Regions from separate parts of the Homo sapiens genome. Here region 1 is linked to region 2. A link is a contact called in ENCODE Hi-C data. All regions are on one chromosome and are shown on one strand. Each heading gives the region's core, a stretch centred on a gene start or an enhancer-like site at or near the end of the contact. The rest is flanking DNA. Distances are from core to core; before and after follow the strand shown.

Region 1 (7,000 bases), core at 3,138-5,637, 160 kb after region 2:
TCATCACACTGAGTTGAATTTAAAGCCTTGAGCATTATACAAAACAAACACCAGAAGACTCTCAGAGGCAGGAGAGCAGAAGGCAGGCTGGCAAGGGACTTGGGACCTCAGGAATGACACAGATGGTGGTGAGTTCTCTGGGTTTTCCTTTTGCTTCATATATCTCCAACCTGGCAGCTTAGTAAACAGAAAACTTGAAGACAATAATCACTTGACTCTAACGAGATACCACACACAAAAAAATCTGGCCCCCCCCACCTCCACCAGCACTGGCTGAATAGGGAGCCTAGACAAAGTACCCCAAGTCCCTGCTGGAGTAGTATCAGAGAAGGCCAAGTAGGGAGCTAGGACTCTGAACTTTGCTGAGTAGTGATGAAGTCCCTCCATACAATGTCAGCAGAGACTGTAAGGAGTGGCTGGTCTTCCACGCCCACTTGGCAACAGATAAAAGGTACCCCTCCCCTGTGACATAATTGTGGGAGTGATGTCAGAGGAGTTCTATGGAATGTCAGTACTTTCACCAGCACCCAGCAGTAAAGAAGCCACCCCTGCCCCTTCTACCCTGAGGTGTTGGGAGGCCATGTGGGAAACAGTAATAAGGCATGCTTGCCCTCCCAGCCAGGTGGTATCAACAGACACCAAGTGAAGAGCTGAAATTCCCACACCTACTTAGCAGTAACAAAGATCCCCTCCCCCCAGGTATCAGTGGAGGCCAAGTAGAGAATTTGGATTTCCACCCCTATCTGGCCATAACAATGCAATGCCTCCCCTTCCCATGTCAGAGCAGTATCAAAAGCCAGCTAAAACAGAAGATTCAATAAGATCCAGAGTCGCACAACATAATACTCAAAATGTCCAGTTTCAATAGAAAACCACTCATCATGCAGTGAATAAGAAAAAACCAACTTATATGAGAAATGACAATCAAAAGATGCCACCACTGATTTGGATTTTAAAACAGCCATGCTAGAAATGTTTTTATGAACAATAAGGAACATGTTTGATAGAAATGAAACACTAGAATGTCTCAGCAAAAAACAAAGAAAAAAGAACCAAATGAAAATTTCAGGAAAAAATAGCCAAAATAAAAAATTCAATGAATGGGTTCCACCGTAAAATTGAGTGTAGAACAATAAAAATTACACAATCTGAACAACAGAGAGAAAACAGAATTAAAAAAAAAAAATGAACAGAGCCCCAGGGATCAAACACTTGTATAATCAGATATCAAAAAGAAGAGGGAGAGAAAGGATGGGGCTTAAAAAATACATGAAGAAATAATGGTTGAGACATTTCTAAATTTGGAAAAAGACAGAAACCTACAGATTAAATAAGGTGAGAAGATCCCAAACTGGATAAATCCAAAGAAATCTATGCCAAGACGCACCATAGAAAAATTTCTGGAAATAACAAAATCTTGAAACCAGCAAGAGAGAAACAATACTTTACTGACTTACCTACAGGGGAAAAAGAATTCAAATGACTGCATATTTCTCATCAGAAACCATGAAGTCCAGAAGGAAGTGACACAATTTTTTTTCAAGGGCTGAAAGAAAAGATCTGTCAACCCAGAATTCTATATCCAGCCAAAAATATCCTTTGGAATGAAGGGAAAATCAAGAAATTCTCAGATGAAAGGAAACTAAGAAAATTTGTCACTAGCAGATGGCCCCTAAAAGATGGCTAAAAAAAAATCCTCTAAACAAAAAGAAAATGACTATTAGAATATTCAGAAAAAGGAAGAACAATGGAAAGAGTAAAAATATGGGAAAATATATTTCCTTCTTAAATTTCCTAAATTATGTTTGGTGATTAAAGCAAAAATTATAACTACTGTCTGGTGTGGTTTTCCAGTTTATGTAGAAATATTTAAGACAATTATATTGTAATAGGGGAGGGCAAAGGAACATAAAGGGAAGTGAGGTTTCTACACTTCAGTTTAACTAGTAAATTGTCAACACCAGTAGAATGTGATAAGTTATGCACATATAATACCTAGAGGCACTACTAAAAATGCTATACAGAAAAAGAATCAAAAACCTATAAATAAATCAAAATGGAATTCTAAAAAATGTTCTTGTAACCCACAAGAAAACAAGGAAACTAAAAACAGAACAAACAGAAAACAAAAAATAAAATGGCAGACTTGGCACACCAATAATTACATTAAATGTAAATGGTCTAAATATGCCAATTAAAAAACAGAGACTGAGGCCGGGCATGGTGGCTCATGCCTGTAATCCCAGTGCTTTGGGAGGCTGAGGCGGGCAGATCACCTGAGGTCTAAATATACCAATTAAAAAACAGAGACTGAGGCTGGGCATGGTGGCTCATGCCTGTAATCCCAGCGTTTTGGGAGGCCGAGGTGGGCAGATCACCTGAGGTCAAGAGTTCGAGACCAGCCTGACCAACATGGAGAAACCCTGTCTCTACTAATAATACAAAAATTAGCCATGGAGAAACCCTGTCTCTACTAATAATACAAAAATTAGCCATGCATGGTGGCACATGCCTGTAATCCCAAATACACAGGAGGCTGAGGCAAGAGAATGGCTTGAACCCGGGAGGTAGAGATTGCAGTGAGCTGAGATCGTGCCATTGCACTCCAGCTTGGGCAACAAGAGCGAAACTCCATCTCAAAAAAACAAAACAACAACAGCAGCAAAAAACAGAGACTGGTAGATTTTTTTAAAAAGCATGACCCAGGCCAGGCGCGGTAGCTCACGCCTGTAATCCCAGCACTTTGGGAGGCTGAGGTGGGCGGATCACAAGGTCAGCACATCGAGACCACCCTGGCTAACATGGTGAAACCCCGTCTCTACTAAAAATACACAAAAATTAGTTGGGCGTGGTGGCAGGCACCTGTAGGCCCAGCTACTCGGGAGGCTGAGGCAGAAGAATGGCGTGAACCTGGGAGGCAGAGCTTGCAGTGAGCCCAGATTGCACCACTGCACTCCAGCCTGGGTGACAGAGCAAGACTCCGTCTCTTAAACAAACAAACAAAAAAAAGCATGACCCAACTATACGCTAACGTGATATAAGCAAAAGTGCTACATGGCTACTTCCCTTAAAATGCAACCAGCACATGCCCTTTCCCATTTTTTGTTTTTCCTTCATTCTGCCTCTTAGAAAATGTATATAATGGCTGCCACTCCAACTTAGACTACTGGGATAAGGCCACAACATAGGGATAATAGAACAAAGCCAAATCAACCTGGGTCTCTGAGCACTTGGTAGAGCAGAACTACCATACCAACTATAGATTTCCTAATTGTAGATTCATAAAGAAAAACAAATCTCTACCTTGTTTAAGCCATTACTAAGGGGTTTTATGTTCCTTTAGTTGAACTTAATCCTCACTGATCCCAAAGAGTTGTACTTACTGAAGGCTATTACATGTCTATCACTGTGCCATGCCATTCAGAGAGATTATTTTAATGGTCTGAGGAGGAAGACACTACTATTATCTTCCTTTTATAATGAGAAAATTACTGCTCAGAGAAGTTAAGTGACTTGCCTAAGGGCACACATCTCACCTGCCCAGTGTGAACCTCACTTGTCTAACTTTAAGGCCTAGGCTATTAACCTTTATTTACAGTGTAAATGAAATCCAGTGAAATACCTAAGAAAAAAGAGACGTGTCCATTCCTCTTAGCCTGGGTGAAAGGCTTCCTTTCACAGTCACAGGGGGCGATGATGAGTTCAGAAAAACCTTTAATTCATCAAGCATTTCTAAAGAGTTAGCCAAGATTCTTTTTGAATTTATCATCCGTTTGGACATAATTAAGCAATTAATCAATCAGTCCCCTCATTCACTCAACAAACATTTATAAAGGCCTCATGGTGCCAGGACTTGAGATAAGCTGGAGGAATGAATCAAGTGATACAACCCTATCCCTCCCAGCATCCCCAGCGTGGGCTGGGCACTGAGCTCGTTTACTTTCAAAGCTGATTTTTTTCCACATTTCATTGCTCAGCTCCAAGCCAAAGATGTCAAACAGGCCAACCACGTGAAGCCCATTCTCCCAGAAGCCCCATTGTTCCATCCACCTACACTTTGAGGGATCCAGGTCAGCATTTCCCTTTTAGCTCTCTAACATGGCAATGGGAGACTTTGATGTCTCACCTTGCAGAGAAAAGAAAAAAGGGCAGAAAGCCTTCAGAGATGGTGGCCAAAAAAGCTTTGAGATCATGCGAATCCCCAGCGGCATGGCTTGGTCTTTCCTCTATGTTGTTCCTTGGAATGAAAAGCGGATTTTTCTAGCTTCTCTCTCACTCCTACATACGTCCCCACCCAGCTCTCAGCTCCTGGCAGTGCCAGCACTCACATCTAGGGATAACAGTTAAAATCGCCTCCTCCTCCTCTGACAATGAAATATGGCATACCATTTGGCATCCCAGCGGTGCCCCAGTCTCCTGACCCCTGGCAGGGTCCCAGGGGATTTGTGGTCGGCCGCTAATTCAGAGCCCTGGCCATAGCCATTTCCCATGACATAGCTGGAATTCTCCCACTGCCTGCCCTCTCAGCTTCAGTTACTCTGCCATGCTGAAACTATTTGCTCCCCTCCCACCCTGTCCATCACTGCCCCTTCCTTGGGCCGAGCCTCTGTACCCGCCCACTGGCTAGACTCCTGAGGCCCTCCATGGGGGAGCTGCAAATCTCTCTTCACTTTTATTACTGACCCGCATCCTGCCGCCTCCACTCCTTCAGCCTGAAGGCCTCTTTAAAGCACCGTCCTCTTGAGCAATGATAAACCTCGGTGCCAGAGATGTTTAAAGAGAAACAGTCACTCCCGGCTGACCATACTGATATCAGAAGGGAGGCCAACCATGTGGTTTCAAAGCTGTGGTCATAAAACAGTCTTTTTTTTTTTTTTTTCATGTATGGTTAATCTGCCTATGAACTAGAAAAATAATCTCTGCCCTTTTGTAGGGCCCATTCTTAGTGTAACCTGGGAATGGGGAAGAGACAGGCCAGGTACTGTCCACTGTGGTAGCTGAGGGTGGGGCCTCAGGAGCCAGGCTGTCTGGATTATAGCCCAGCTCTGCACACTTACTAGCTGGGTGACCCTGGGCAAGTCATAGACCATCTCTGGGCTTCAGTATCCTTCTCTGTACAAGGAAGAAAACAGAGGGACTACTACCTAGCCTTGTTATGAGAATTAAGTTCATGTTTGTAAAGGGTGCCAACACGTGTTTAGCACATATAAAGTGCTGTATCTGTATTTGCTAAAGAAATACTATGTATATATGGGATATTCAGTTAATTTTCACAACAACTTGTTGATGTTATTATGCTTTCATTACAGAGGGTGCTACTGGATCCTTGAGAGTTCTAGAAACTTGCCCGTGGTTAGTAAGCCACAGAGATGGGATTCGAATTTGGGTTGTACTTCCCAGTATGACAGTCATCCTCAAAGTGGGGTCCAAGACCAGCTGGGATCTTGGTAGATGTGCAAATTATCCAGCCCCATGCAGAACCACTGGCTCAGAAACTGGTGGGTAGGTTCAGCGATTTGTTTTAACAAGTCCTCCAGGAGACTGGGATGCACAGAGTTTGAGATGTGCTGTGTATCGCCATGTTGCCCTTACAGCAGGAGAAGAAGTTCCTTTCCTTCCTGTCTCCAGGTTATCAGCACAAAGTGAACATGAGCTGCTCAGACCTCTCAAGCAACACACAGTCATGCAGGTCTTTGGAGTGAAAAGTGCTGTGCCAGATGCCATGGGGACACAAAGAAATGTGAGCTTCCTGCCCTGCAAAGCATATTCCCTAATTATCAAAACCAGACAAGCATGTGCGCAAAGTTATCCAACAGCACTGACCACACCATGAGTCAAAGCATCCGTGTTCAGAGGTTTGGGGTCAAACAGAGCTCACACCATTCCTGACCCCGATTGTTATGAGTGGGACTTTAATGAAGTCACTTAATCTCACTGGGCCTGGCTCCCCTTACCTTTTCAGGCTGCTGTAAGGATAAAATGAAGTTAGGGCAATGACCTTGTATGATGCCTGGCACATGGTAGGAGGCTTAGTTGCTAAATGGCCAGGGTCATCATTAAGATCTGTCAGCCAGGTGATACAGGATTCACTGCCAAATCATAATAGGAAGGTAAGGTAGGAGTAGGGAGATAGCTCTAAGGGAGAAAGACCTGCAGAGAATGGGGAACTTGAACCTGATTCCAACACAGAGTAAATATCTCAATAACAGACAGGAGGGAGAAGAAAATGGCTCTGATGATCATTAAAAAAGGGGCTGGGCACGGTGGCTCACGCTTGTAATCCCAGCACTTTGGGAGGTCGAGGTGGGTGGATCATGAGGTCAGGTGTTCGAGACCAGCCCGGCCAACATAGTGAAACCCCGCCTCTACTAAAAATACAAAAATTAGCTGGGCATGGTGGTGTGTGCCTGTAATCCCAGCTACTCAGGAGGCTGAGGCAGGAGAATCGCTTGAACCTGGGAGGCGGAGGTTGCAGTGAGCCAAGATTGTGCCATTGCATTCCAGCCCAGGCCACCGTGCGAGGAAAAAAAAGGAAATGAAAAGGTGTGCCAGGCTGATAGTCAAATTCATCTGATTTACATGACTTTCACTTTGAACGTGCAGACTCCAATGCATGAAGCCCAGGTTGAACTGGGAAATCCAAGTTGCACTTAAGATACATGAGTACCTTAATCCCGACACAGGCTTTCTGAGCCAGGCTCTGTTTAATCAATGGGTGTTTGGAATGAGGGCTGTGGACATCATAGCGGCTCCCTTTTCCCTAGTGTCTCTCTAGAGGAACAACCAAAATGCAACTTATATGTGTGAAAAAAATGACTGAAAAATGTTTAATTTCTGATTCTCCCTGATTTCTCCTTGAGGCTGGCAACCTCACCAAAGCGATTAGACAGATAGCATGAGCTATCAGCCCAGATAAAATCTGGATATTTTATCATTGCAGAGAGCATATCGGGAAATACTAAGGAAGTTCAGGAACTATCTAGTGTCATTCTACTGGACA
Region 2 (7,130 bases), core at 1,567-4,066:
AAAGTGAAATAGACTAGAAACAGACCAATTTCATTTTTCTGTCAGCATCTCATGACAGGCCAAAGATAAACCTCATAAACTGTGAAAAATGAACAATTCTTGGTTTTGATAACCTAAGCTGGGATGAGAACCAAGGAATTAATATCTCTGGAACCCAGGAGTTTATCTCCCTTGTTTTTCAGTGATTAATCTCAAACTAATCCCATTTTTGTCAACAATTTAAACAAGCCAAAAGAAAAGTTTTAGACTCCTGGCTATAGCTCCTCTCTTAGCCTACCCTTCCTGGTGCCAAGTGAAGTGGTAATTAACCAAAGTCTCCCTCCTTTTTTTTTCCCCTTGACATACAGAATTGCAGGGCAGCAGTACTCCAGAGAAGGGAGACATTGGTGGGAACTGCAAACGGTAGGTTTTTAGAGTAGGGAGAGGAGGGGACTCAAAAGAGGAATAGGGAGCATGGGGGTATGAAGGTAATTATAGGAAAAAGCAATGTGGCTGGTGTGGTGGTTCACTCCTGTAATCACAGCACTTTGAGAGGCCGAGGCAGGCAGATCACCTGAGGTCAGGAGTTCGGGAACAGCCTGGTGAACATGGTGAAACCCCATTTCTACTAAAAATAAAAATAAATTAAAAATTAATCAGGCATGGTGGTGTGTGCTTGTACTTCCGGCTACTAGGGAGGCTAAGGCAGAAGAATCACTTGAACTGGGAGGTGGAGGTTGCAGTGAGCCAGGATGCACTCCACTGCACTCCAGCCTGAGCAACAGAACGAGACTCTGTCTCAAAAAAAAAAAAAAAAAAAAAAAAAAAAAAAAAGAAAAAAAGAAAAAGCAATGGGGCATCAATGAGTACAGATGGGGCAGATGGGGAGATTTGGAGCAGACAATGAAAAGAATGGTCTGGGAAGTGAAGAGTTTCAGAACTAGGAAATAGTGGAGATGACATCAGGTGGGAGGATGGACTTGCAAACCCAGTTAGAGAGTGTGGACAGAATGTGATGGCCACAGGGAGCCATTGTGTAGTCTAGAGCAGGAAAGTCACGTGGAGTGAGTGAGTATGGGAATGGCAATGGTGTGCAGGCAACCAGTGGAAGAGACTAGAAACAGGGGCTCTAATGTAGAAACATCTCAGTATTTGGGACAAGAGGGGATGAGGACTACATTTTTCCGTGTTTTTCTTCCTTGATCAAAGTATTTCCCTAACTTTAGCAGTCTCTTCTCACTATTAGCTAATTTTGCCATAGAGGCACAAAACTTGTACTACTGTTTACTTGTTTTACCTTATCCATTAATGACTCTTATTTAAACATCTGTTTTATCCTCACCTTGATCTGCAATGTCTGTGAAATTACAAACTTGGTATATTAGTTACATATAGGTTTTAACTGTATGAAAACAAGTATATGCCTAGTAAAAGAAGAAGTTTGTCTGAATCTTACTTAAAATCATCTCAAACTACCAGTGGGGCACTTATTCTTTGGGGGAAGGCTGCCTTCGCTCACAGGTTCTTAAGCTTACTGGGGTCATAGATTCCTTTGTTTACCTACTAAATCCATTAGAAAGGATTTGCAAATGGCACTCATGATATTACCAGTATGTATCTACATATGTATGCAGTAAAATCTAGTCCTTTTTTCCTAGAATACTCAGTGTGTCTGAGCACGCACAAACAAACTTTGCATATCATTTCAAGTTGTCACTATTCCTTGGATTAAAACTCTTTTGACCCATCTGAGGCTTGCAGAATATGGGCCCTAGCTTCTGGGCAGACCAGGGCACTCAGTACATCTTCCCAAAGCTCATGTGGCCTTGAAGTCCTACTGAGTGTCTGCAGTACCCTCTGTGGGAGTCTGACCCTGCTCAGCTTCTAGAATGTCCTGTGGTGAATTCCATTGCTAACGTCTCCTCCGATACCCTAGTTCTTTTCAGAGGCTCCTACCAGAAAATTGACACGAGGAAACTCTATGGCATTGGTCTGCAGGGGCCAGAGTGGCCGTGAACACAGATGTGAACACAGACGTGAACACAGGCTCAGGGCAGAAGCTGAAGGAGTGGGCTGTGTATTTGTGCCTAGTCTCCCAGACTTTTCTGAGAGAAGAGTTTCGTCTCACCCATGGCCTGCAATTGCCCTGTCAAATCAATTTGGGAGACTATAAAGATATAAGAGCTGAACAGCACCAACAGGGGACTCTCTTTTTTTCCTTAAGGCTTCTTGCCAGATATAACAAGAATAAATATGAAATGGCTTCATATTCCAAGCATGAACTAATGTTGGGGTTGTGGCTGATAAGTAAGGAACAGCTAAACAGGCTTTGACATGGTGGCTCTGGAGGGGGCAGCGTTCTCGCTGGAAGTGGGGATGTGGGGATTTATCAGGCCTGTTGTGGAGTGAGCTGTCTGGAAGAGGTTCCTCTTCCATAAAAAACCCAGGCCCCTGCTGACTGATTCTCACGTTAGGAAAACATTGGTAAATCATCAGCATAATCCAAGAATTATTCCCTTCCTCTACTCTGCGCATGAAGGCCCTTCTTTTCTTATCTGTTTTTAATTTTCTTCATGGGTGCTGTTCCTAGTCCATTAATTGAAAGGACTTTTGGCTAGAAGCCCACGACTGTTTTGGGAAAAAAAAAACACACACACCAAAAAACAGAACAACACGAAACCCGAAGGGCTGATATTCTGTGCATCTCAGAGAAATAAAAGTGGATGGGAATGGCTCCTTCGGGAGTCCCTGCTGGGTTCGGTTCTGCCATGCCCAGAGGCACAGGTAGGGGGAACTGGCTGCCTGGACATCTTCCCCCAGCTGGGCTGCCAGGGTAAATCACTGGCTTTCAGAATGTCCTCTGGAGAAAATAAGGTCATTACAAGGCTTTTAAGATCAACCATAATAAACTCCCTCCAATTTGTTTTTCTTCAGCTGCTTTTACTGAGCCCTCTGGGCCTTCCTCCAAGCGCTGAGTATGATACTGCTCAGCGTGATGCAGAGAGGAGAGAAGGGGCTTTGGACTCAGCTCAACAGACCTGAGTGAAAATTCTGCCTCTGCGTCTCCCTAGCTACGTAGCTTTGGGACTACAGGTAACCCCTCTGCTATGAACTGCATGTCTGTGTCCAACTAAAATTCATGTTTGAAAGCCTAACCACCAAGACGATGGTATTTGGAGGTGGAGCCTTTGGGAAGGAATTAGGTATAGATGAGGTCATGAAGATGGAATCTTCATGATGGATGAATTCCCTTATAGGAAGGGTCCAGAGAGCTTGTTTTCTCTAGGCCATGTGACGATACAGCTAGAAGGCAGCTGCATGCCAGGAAGAAGGCCCTCCCCAGAATCTGATCATGCTGGCACCCTGACCTTGAACCTCCTAGTCTCCAGAACTGTGAAAAATAAGTGTCTGCTGTCTAGGCCACCCAGTTTATGGTACAGGCGCACGTTGTTTTATTGAGCTTTCTTCTTTTTTACAAATTGAGGGTTTGTGGCAACCTGCATCAAGCAAGTCTATTGGTGTCATGTTTTCCAACAGCAGGAATACTTCGTGTTTCTGTGTCCGTATTTTTAAGCAATAAAGTATTTTTTATTAAGTTATGCAGATTGTTTTTAAAACATAATGCTGTTACAAAATAGACTATGGAACAGTGTAAGCATAACTTTTATATGAACTGGGAAACTAAAAAATTTGTGTAATTCACTTTATTGCGATACTCACTTTGTTTGCAGTGGTCTGAAATGGAACCCATAATATCCCCCAGGTAGGCCTATATTCTGTGACAGTAGCCTGAGCTGACTACAACAGCCTCTGAGCTTCAGTTTTTGTAAAACAGAGAATCTAACGTCCGCATTATGGAGTGGCTACAAACACTTGAGAGATGATGCATGTAACATGTATAGGAGAGTTCCTGGCCCATGGCAAGGTGAACGGTAAACATTATAACCAGTGTGGTTGCTATGATCATCAGCAACACCACCAGCATCTTCCCTGATGACCTGGGCCAAGGTTGAATGAGAATGGAGACAATACATTCAACTCAGTTTAACACCATTTGGAAAGGATTTGCAAATGACACTCATGATATTACCAGTATGTATATCCCTACTTTCATCTTTCAGCTACATAATCAGGATATAGCAAAGGACACAGCTGTAATATTCATTCATTCGACAAATATTTACTATGTTCCAGACACTTTATACTAGAGTTTCAGGTACAGCAGCAAGCAGGGCAGACATCATACTTGCCTTGCTGGTGAGTACTTGTGCCTTTGGCACTCTGCGCCTTTGGAGCTCTGGGGGAAACGCAGCGCAAAAGGCTTCAAAGGCAACCTATGTTATTGCTCAAGGTTGGTGTTGCAAACAAACAGCAGTGCATAGAAGTCAGCAGGGCCATAGGAACTTCAAGTTTATACTTTCCCCAAAATGCCCATAGAAAATTCAACAGGTATTTGCTGTCGAATCTTCAACAGGCAATTCCTCAGTGCCAGGCACTGTGCTAGGCCCTTGTCCTTGTGGTGGACAAGGCAGGCCCAGTTCCAGCCTTGCAAGGCCTCATAATCTAAGTGAAAGGGGACACAGACAAGAAAAAAATCATCCTACCAAGTGGTAATGCCTGGTCCCCAAGGCCACTGCTGTCTTACTGTAATTCAGGGCCTTGCAGCGTAACTACCAACCAGCCTGGCCATCCTCTGAATTTGGGTATATGGTAAACCTTAAAGCATTCTCTTCTCTAATCATCTATTTTATTTATAGGATAATACAAAAAGCAAAAAATTAGCTTCTTCACCTAAGAGATGCGACAATGAGAGAGTTGGCAGATCTGGATTGTATTCTACTGTCCATATGGCTGGTTCCTTCATCCCTTAACAACACGACTCCCTGTGGAGCCATGAGGAATCTACCCCTCCCTTCCCTCTTTCTTCACTATTCCCCAGCCTCCCACATTACACACAAGTTGTGGTCTGGGACCAAGAGGGTTTTGTTTTTTAAACAGTTAAATCTTCCATTGCAGACCAATTAAAATTTAAAGATTTTCTCTCTCTTTCCCCCTCTTCTCTCTCTCTCTCTCTCTCTCTCTCTCACACACACACACACACACACACACAACTCTCCAAGCACAAAGAGCTGACAACAACCTAGTGTTTACTATTAGAAACAGGATTTGAAAATTCAAAGAAAGAAAAGTTAATTCTTCACCTCCATTTGTCTTTTCCTCCCCAAAGTTCCCTAAATGAGAGACTGCTTTACCAGGAAGCCTGAGTGCCTCCCACCCAACCGTTCCTGTTGCTGGACATGAGAGTCGAGCCCCTTGGCCTTTTTGCAGAGTGTCTGGATACACATACATGGTGCCTGAGGCATGCCCTGGGCACTTGGTAAGCCAGGCTACTCTCATCACGCAGCCCTGCCCACCCCACCCCCCAACTGCAACCTGTAATGTGGTTAGGATCCGTGTCCCCACCCAAGTCTCATTTCAAATTGTAATCCCCAGGGGTCAAGGGAGGGACCTGGTGGGAGGTGACTGGATCATGGGGGCGGTTTACCCCATGCTGTTCTCGTGATAGTGAGTGAGTTCTCACAAAAGCTGATGGTTTTATAGGGCAGTTTCCCCTGCTCTTCTCTCTCCTGCCACCTTGTGAAGAAGGTCCCTGCTTCCCCTTCTGCTATGATTGTAAGTTTCCTGAGGCCTCCTCAGCCATGTGAAACTGTGACTCAAATAAATTTTTTTCCTTTATAAATGACCCAGTCTCAGGTATGTCTTTAAAGCAGTGTGAAAACAGACTAATACAACCTGTATACTGCCAAGTCTCAGTATCTTGGATGTTTTCCTAGTCTGTCATCATGACTCATTGACAATTCCAGGGGCTCTGCCCTGATCACCAAGGATGAAGGGGTGGAACATCAGGCAGTCCCTTTGGACCCAACCTTATTCTACGTGCTTTTTGATCCAAAACGAATAGATGTTAAAATAAGATTAGGTTGAAAGTGTCTAGGAATCTCTGGATAGGTAAGTAGTTTGCATGACACATACCTATGTGTGTGTTAAGTGTGTATTTTGGGTGTATAGTCTGCATGTGTTTGCCTACATACACTGCAGCCTGTCTGCTTCACTGAATATACACTGACTTGCTCTGCTAGAGTTTTAACTATCTTCACTTTCTCCAAGTAGAAAGCCCCTCTTAATAGCGTTTCTTCCCGAGAGTAATCAGAACTAAAGATGGCCTTTAACTAATGCAGTTATAATGCAGGTACACACATACACACCTTTTGCCTTTTGAAATTGGGCTCCCCATGACTTCTCTTGCTGAAGCACTCAGGGCCAAAAAAGTTATCGCTAGATATTAATTTAGACATTAATCTTCCCTGTGAATTTTCCTTTTCCCTGTTGCCTTATAGGACACCAAACAGAGATCTCCTTGCAAAGCAGCCAGCCTGCCTGGAGGTCTGGTCCTGAGCTTTGTGGAGCCCCATCCCTGGAGAACCGGACACTTTCTTTTGGTATTACCAGGCAGAGGGCCATTGTTCTGCCATGATGTAAGATAGACTCCCAGCTCTATGTGGCTCTTGGTGAACTAATGATAATTTTATTCTTCTCTTGGGTAAAGTTCACACAAGGAAAGATGAAGATTAAAGGCAAAAATAAGATCAATTCTTTGCAATGAAAAGAAATCATCTCTGGGAGGATGTGAGTTAGAGAAAACATTGGGTCTCATAGAAAAGGGATCTCTAGACTCATGAAAAAAAGCAAATGATTCCTGTGGGCAGTCATCTTTGGGTCACCACATAATCTGTGGCCATGAAGCTGCAAGGCTGGGAGGAGGCTCCAAGACAAGGGCCTGACTTCCCTAGCCATGACGGGCCTGACTTCCCTAGCCATGAAGAGAAGCACAGGGGTTTGGAGAAGAGGCCATAGCAATAGCTAGAGCTGGCATCAGGAAGGAGCCAGAGAAATCCACAGACCTCTTGGGCAGGTGGGCCCAGACGAGATAAGACCTGCAGTCCCGGCTAGCTCCACCTTTCTATTGAGAAAGAGGGGCTCCCGGCTCAGCTACTGACTTCCCTTGTGAGTCTGGATGAGCCACACGGTCTCTCTGTGTCTCACCATCTGTTTTGTTGTTGCTGCTGCTGTTGTTGTTTTTTTTTAACTTT

The links. Hi-C counts contacts between places; a loop is a spot of excess contacts on that map. Pooled maps may share reads with other maps.
Region 1: a map of chondrocyte shows a loop between it and region 2 (1.9-fold over the local background). The contact joins two enhancer-like sites. A Hi-C loop is called at or near these places in 3 of 168 maps with a recorded cell type or tissue (chondrocyte, posterior vena cava and right cardiac atrium) and 1 of 50 pooled maps.

The regions. Positions count from the first base shown.
Region 1 is chr5:169,156,789-169,163,788 of GRCh38, forward strand. All of the region lies in intron 4 of SLIT3 (slit guidance ligand 3), which reads right to left. Among named protein-coding and RNA genes, the nearest start is that of MIR585, 100 kb to the right of the region's middle. Within about 2 kb of position 4,388, at least 15 of the 41 ENCODE cell types and tissues checked have a DNase peak (open chromatin) inside an H3K27ac peak, as active enhancers do.
Region 2 is chr5:169,001,543-169,008,672 of GRCh38, forward strand. All of the region lies in intron 4 of SLIT3 (slit guidance ligand 3), which reads right to left. Among named protein-coding and RNA genes, the nearest start is that of SLIT3-AS1, 8.1 kb to the right of the region's middle. RefSeq lists an enhancer at 5,088-6,287. Within about 2 kb of position 2,817, at least 7 of the 41 ENCODE cell types and tissues checked have a DNase peak (open chromatin) inside an H3K27ac peak, as active enhancers do.